2 separate regions of the Homo sapiens genome follow, and region 2 is linked to region 1. The links are chromatin loops, found by intact Hi-C in ENCODE. Cell type or tissue: mammary epithelial cell. All regions are shown on one strand. Each heading gives the region's core, and the rest is flanking DNA. Links, peaks and the distances in the headings are about the cores only.

Region 1 (2,803 bases), core at 96-2,595:
CAAAATCCCTCCTAACCAGTAATCACAGTCTAATTTGCAAGAAGGAAAAGAAAGCCGAGCCCTACGCTGCTGCTGCTGCCATTGTGTGTCCAGTGATTTCCTCACCTGAAACTCTTTTGTAAGCAGCTCATGTTGACATCAGCTCCGCCCAGGCAGCCACGGGGCCCTCCCCTGCCAGGGGGCAGCCTCTGACTTTCGGCCTCCACCTCGAGCAAACCTGCTGAGCGGCGCGGCCCAGGGAGGATCCGCCGAGGCCTGCAGATCCGAGATCTCTTCCTCGGGGGCAGGATTGTCCTGGAAAATCAGGAAATGGCAGGCATTGCTCAGAGCTACGTCTTGTTCTCCCTCACCGGTGTTGCTCAGTGGCACAGCTTCCAGGGGAAGACAACACGTGTTTTTCAAGAAAAGTTAAGTGGCCATTACCGAGCAGAGTCCTAACCCTGTGAAACCCGGCAAATCCTGCCTCCACGTCAGCTCAGGTGTGACTCGAAAGCACTTAAAAAATTCTCGTGTTTTACCACTGTGTTGATTAGTGTGAGCTTTGGTTCTTGGGGGTTAGGAAAATTCAGCCATAGGCAGGTCCGATATGATTTGCAACTTTCAAAAAACAGGATGGCTAAATAACAAATTACTAGTCTGATATTTTTTAAATGTCTGACTTTCAAATGACACAGAATTATTGTTTCTTAAGGTAAAAACAGTGTATTTGGCTTTTTATTGCTATAAAATATTATATAAATAAGAAAACTTGAGCTGGGGTGAGGTCTGCACTTTGCTGTACCTGCCGAAAATGAGGTGCCTGGAGCTTGGGACAAGTCGAGGCGTGCACTTCCCCTTGACTCGGACAGGAAAGAGAATCCCTTTCTGTTTGACACAGACCATTTCTCTGTGTTGGGAAATCCTGGTGAAGTATCACATAAACTTCTCCAGCGAAAGCAAACGGGCGAGGACACCTAGGGCACGTTTCAGCGCAGACAGGCCGGCCCTTCTCGCGGCCTCGCAGTGTCTCTCTCCAGGTTCCCGGGGATGGTAGATGAACGTGGTGACTCACTCAGGGTGTTCCTGCGAAGGGAAACTGAGAGGCCCACGTGGGACGTTGGGTGTCCTGTTGGAGTAGTCCTTTAGGAAGGAGCTTTTATATTTATATTTAACTAGCATCATTAAACCTGTTTGTATTTATTTCTCGATGAGCCAGTTTTGTTCTGAGAATGAGAAAATAGAGCCGTTTTAATAAATGTCCAAATCAGGACAGTGTTAAATTTGTTGTAAGTCCATATATAGTTGATTGGTCGAATTAACTTGGGAGTCTGTGTTTAGTTAAAAACAGCGTTTCTCAGGCGTTGCTGTATTTTCTGTGAGGTTCAGTAAAATATACACGCAACAGCAACCATTTTGACTTCTCATGGCAGGAGCCAGCTTCGTTGAAGTGGGCCAGGCTGAAGTGAGGCCAGCTTTGCCTGCTGCAGCCCTGTGGTCTGTGTCCAAATTGCTGAGTACTGCCGGGAGAGGGAGCCGGGAGTGCCTGCGTCTCCTGCTGTCAGCCGGTCTGACTGCCTGAGCGGAGCTGTTGAAGTGGACTGAACAACAGTAACCTTAGAGGGTTAGACTTGGTGAGGATGGTAGATGATTTTAAGTTTCTTCTCTTTTTTCCATTCTTTCTTCATTAATCAATGTTCCACACTTTAAATATAGTAATTTAAACAAATAACACATTTCAAGAATTCAGTGTAACATGTGACCTTTCAGTAGTATTGGCTGGAGCCGGCGGCAATAAAGATAGAAGCCTGTGTTCCTCTTGTGGCAAATGTTAAAGGAAACCAGAAATTCTTGATTCATATTTTTCCCTAGAACACGTGGCTTTACAGGTTTCAAAAAATGAAACTCTTGTTCATATGGTAAATATGACACACATTTCTATGCATTCTGAAAAGATTTAGAATAAACTGCCATTTGTTGTTAAAAATAGCAGTTATATAACTTTTTTTTTTTCTTGAGACGGAGTCTTCCTCTGTCGCCCAGGCTGGAGTGCAGTGGTGCGATCTTGGCTCACTGCAATCTCCGCCTCCTGGGTTCAAGCAATTCTTCTGCCTGCCTAGTAGCTGGGATTACAGGTGCGCATCACCACCCCCGATTAAGTTTTTTGTATTTTTAGTAGAGACAGGGTTTCACTGTGTTGGCCAGGCTGTTCTCGAACTCCTGATCTCGTGATCCACCCACCTTGGCCTCCCAAAGTGCTGGGATTACAGGCGTGAGCCACTGCGCCCGGCTGTAGTTATATAACTTTTAGTTATTAGAAGATCACATTCATATGTCTTGATCAGTTTAATGATTTCTAAGATATCATTAACAAAAGCCATTATGATGTATTGAAATAGGATTGATCTTAAAACGTTCGTGCTAATGTAACGTGAGTTCCCTTTAATTTTAAACCAGTATTTTTCTCTTCTTATTTAGGCTATAGTTTGTTATAAAGAGTATAGAGAGGAAAATGGAGTGCTTTTCTGTTCATAGAGTTTTTCTGAAATTAAAGTCAAAATTTTCAGTTTCAAGTAGTGAAAGCAGTGTTAACAGAAAGTTTCCCAGATACTAATCCTGGGTCTTTTAAGATCTTTAGATAATTAGTTGCTTTCCAAAATAGCTTTTAATTCTGAACTCATTTTAGACTTAAAGAAGAATTGCAAAACCAGTGGAGTTCTTCTAGACCCTCCACAGCATTCTCCGATGTGAACATCTCACATTTGGAAGCCAGGAAGTGCAGTGTGGGATAAAGGCCACTAACAGGCTGGTCTGCCCGGGACCCCGC
Region 2 (2,803 bases), core at 191-2,690, 210 kb after region 1:
TGTTGATCCAACATCAGATCAGCCTTGTCAGTTTCCTAAAGTTGAACGAACCACGGTTTTGTCTGCACGCTTCAGTTTTATCACAGCAGAACTGTGTCACCTGCATCTCACGTGAAAATCACAAAATGCCCTCATCCATGACCATTAAAGATAGGTCACATTTTTGCAATGCCAGCAATTTTGCATAAACAGACTCTGTTTTCAGGTTTGCTGAGGTGCTGGATATTTGGAGGTGAGAGATTTGAGGCACTCGATTTTCTGGTAGGAACCAGCACAGACCATGAGTCTCGGACTTCGTGCCGAGGTCTGCTGGGTCCCAGGCTGAAGGATGCATCGTTTAACTTTTTTTGTCTACACGGGTCTTGCGCATCATGTGCTACTGATTTTAATGTGAAAATCCCTACGTCAGCGGGTCTGGTTGGAGTCCCGTTGGTCTGGATGTTTCGGGAGAATGTGAGAGGAGAGGGGAGCAGGCCCTGTGCTGGGTGCAGACCCGTCTGAGTGCGCTGAGAAGACGTCAGGTGAAGGCCGGGGTAGCCGGGTGTCTTCTTTCTTCTGTGTCCACCTTCATTTTGTCCTCTTCCTCTTTTTGCCCAGTGTCTTCTGAGTGGGTGGAGCCAGGCGTGCCCACCAGATGCGGGTAGCATGTGCTAGGCCAGGACGGCCCCCAGGCTCAAGTCGGCCTCCTCCTGGGCAGAGGTGGGTTGGCCGCCTGTCCCCAGCTGAGTTGTGGCTGTTCCCCTCGCCTGCTCAGATGAAGGCAGTGCTGTCAGAGGTGACCAGAGCCCGCTCCCTCGACCTTCAGGACTCCCCGAGAGGGAGGCAACGTGTCAGGACGGTGTATGTGGAGAGAGGGTCGAGGCTCGGTGCCTGAGCACGGGCAGGAGGACAGTGGCCTCGATGCCAGAGACGGGAGGGAGAGACGTGACGATGAGGCTGCATAAGAAGAGAGCTGACTGTAGCTGAGTGTATCAGCCACTCACCGAGTCCAGTTTCCACACAGCACGATCATCGTGCCCTTGCCCACACACGTGTTAGATGAGCTTGTGTGAGCTTTATGGGCTGTAATTTGTGAGTCTGTTCTGGGTGTGTGATCCTGGCAGCCGGCTAGGCCTGGCCACTCGTGACCTGGGGCCTTGTCGGGGTGGGGAGAGGGTGAGGAGGGGTGCACCCTCGACACCACCCTCTGATGTGGCCTGCAGCCTATGAAGAGTGAGGTTTGGGGGCCCAGAGTGTGAGTCACCAGCGGTAAATGCAAACCATATGTGATGCATTTTCTCTGCTGCAGAAAGGGTTTCTGGTGACTCGCTCAGGCCAGGGCTCTGGAAACAGCATTGCTTATTTCACATAAAAATCCTAAGAATGTGGGTGAACCTGTCTGAGATCTGCGTAATAAAACACTTAGTTGAAGTCACCGGGTTAGTTCCAGGCCCACTTGGTTATGACGTGGCTGTTAGCCACGAGCTGGCATTTACGTTAAAGTGTTGAGAAGCGTGAGGGTTTTGATGTTTCAGTTTCTTGAAAATATAACTGTTTCTACTCAGGACCTGCCTCTCCAAGAGTGTAGCACACTTCATTTTTTTCTGTTTAGCATGTATGAGGGTGAACTTAGCTTGCTACTCACACACTACTCACCCTGTGGAGGAAGTTCGCCTCGCTTTTGTGGTGAGTCTTGCTGTAATGATAGCTTATATTTACAAATACCGTCGGCAGTGCAGGGTCTTCAGGCTTGCAGAAAACGGTCAAGTCATTACTTTGAGAAATGTACAAACATCTATGCTTAATGAGGTGCTAAAAGACAAAACTCATCTACAACCTCCTTCCCCCCAAACTGCCAACACTCTGGATTAACTTAAAAGCTGCTCTCTGGGCAGGTTGCATCCCAGGGCTCCTCCTTCACACGTGGTGGGGCCCCACCTTCGCTTTACCTCTAGCGTCCCAGCCCTCGTGGTCATCTGGAACCAGGGTTGGTACACAGGGCCTGCTGGCATTCCTGTGATACTCCGTGATATTCTGGAGGAATCCATCCCTTCCCTGGGGCTCCATCCCACTGCCCCAGCACCTCCAGCCACCCTGATTCAGGGACATCGCAGAGATTGGTGTTTGACGCTACGGCAGCAGAGGCGCAGACTCTTGAGTGTTGGAGGGTGTCTGGAGGGCCTGGGGACAAGCACCGCCTGCACTCCCGGGAGCTCGGCCCCGCCCCACCATGGCTCTTGGTGCAGGTGCACTGGAAGGAACTGGGTGGGGCCCTTGTGCCGAAGGGCGGAGATGGCGCCGGCCTGCCTCACGGGCAGGGGTCCGTGTGGCACCTGTGGCCGGCAGCGGGTGGGTCCAGGAGCCGCCATCATTTGGAGCGGGTATCGTCCTCACTGACTCTCTGTGGGTGCGGGTGGGGTGTGTGACGGGAGCTCCGGGCCTGGCTGACAGTGTCTCTCCTCTGCAGCGGGCTGACGCACGAGGCACACAGGAAGGAGGTGGAGCAGGTGTATCTGCGCTGTGCGGCGGGTGCCGTGGAGTGGATGTACCCAACAGGTGCTCTCATCGTTAACCTGCGGCCCAACACCTTCTCGCCTGCCCGGCACCTGACCGTGTGCATCAGGTCCTTCACGGACTCCTCGGGGGCCAATATTTATTTGGAAAAAACTGGAGAACTGAGACTGCTGGTACCAGACGGGGACGGCAGGCCCGGCCGGGTGCAGTGTTTTGGCCTGGAGCAGGGCGGCCTGTTCGTGGAGGCCACGCCGCAGCAGGATATCGGCCGGAGGACCACAGGCTTCCAGTACGAGCTGGTTAGGAGGCA

The links. Peaks named below come from ENCODE experiments on the same cell type or tissue, not always from the same donor. Only the 100,000 strongest peaks of a DNase experiment are listed, where the experiment ranks them.
Region 2: it touches region 1 in a loop (4-fold over the local background); 3 of 110 quality-filtered maps call a loop at or near these places.

Annotation. Positions count from the first base shown.
Region 1 is chr17:82,875,372-82,878,174 of GRCh38, forward strand. All of the region lies in intron 14 of TBCD (tubulin folding cofactor D), which reads left to right. Among named protein-coding and RNA genes, the nearest start is that of ZNF750, 37 kb to the left of the region's middle. RefSeq lists an enhancer at 82-1,281. In mammary epithelial cell, for the core only: CTCF peaks have their summits at 175, 941 and 1,505 (motif pointing right); DNase peaks (open chromatin) are centred at 200, 950 and 1,490; H3K27ac peaks cover 2,500 bases.
Region 2 is chr17:83,082,492-83,085,294 of GRCh38, forward strand. It overlaps METRNL (meteorin like, glial cell differentiation regulator), which reads left to right. Exons shown (of 4, transcript NM_001004431.3): 2 at 2,447-2,803. Among named protein-coding and RNA genes, the nearest start is that of METRNL, 4.3 kb to the left of the region's middle. RefSeq lists enhancers at 264-823, 824-1,382, 2,282-2,803. In mammary epithelial cell, for the core only: no CTCF peak of the experiment used is centred there; a DNase peak (open chromatin) is centred at 1,330.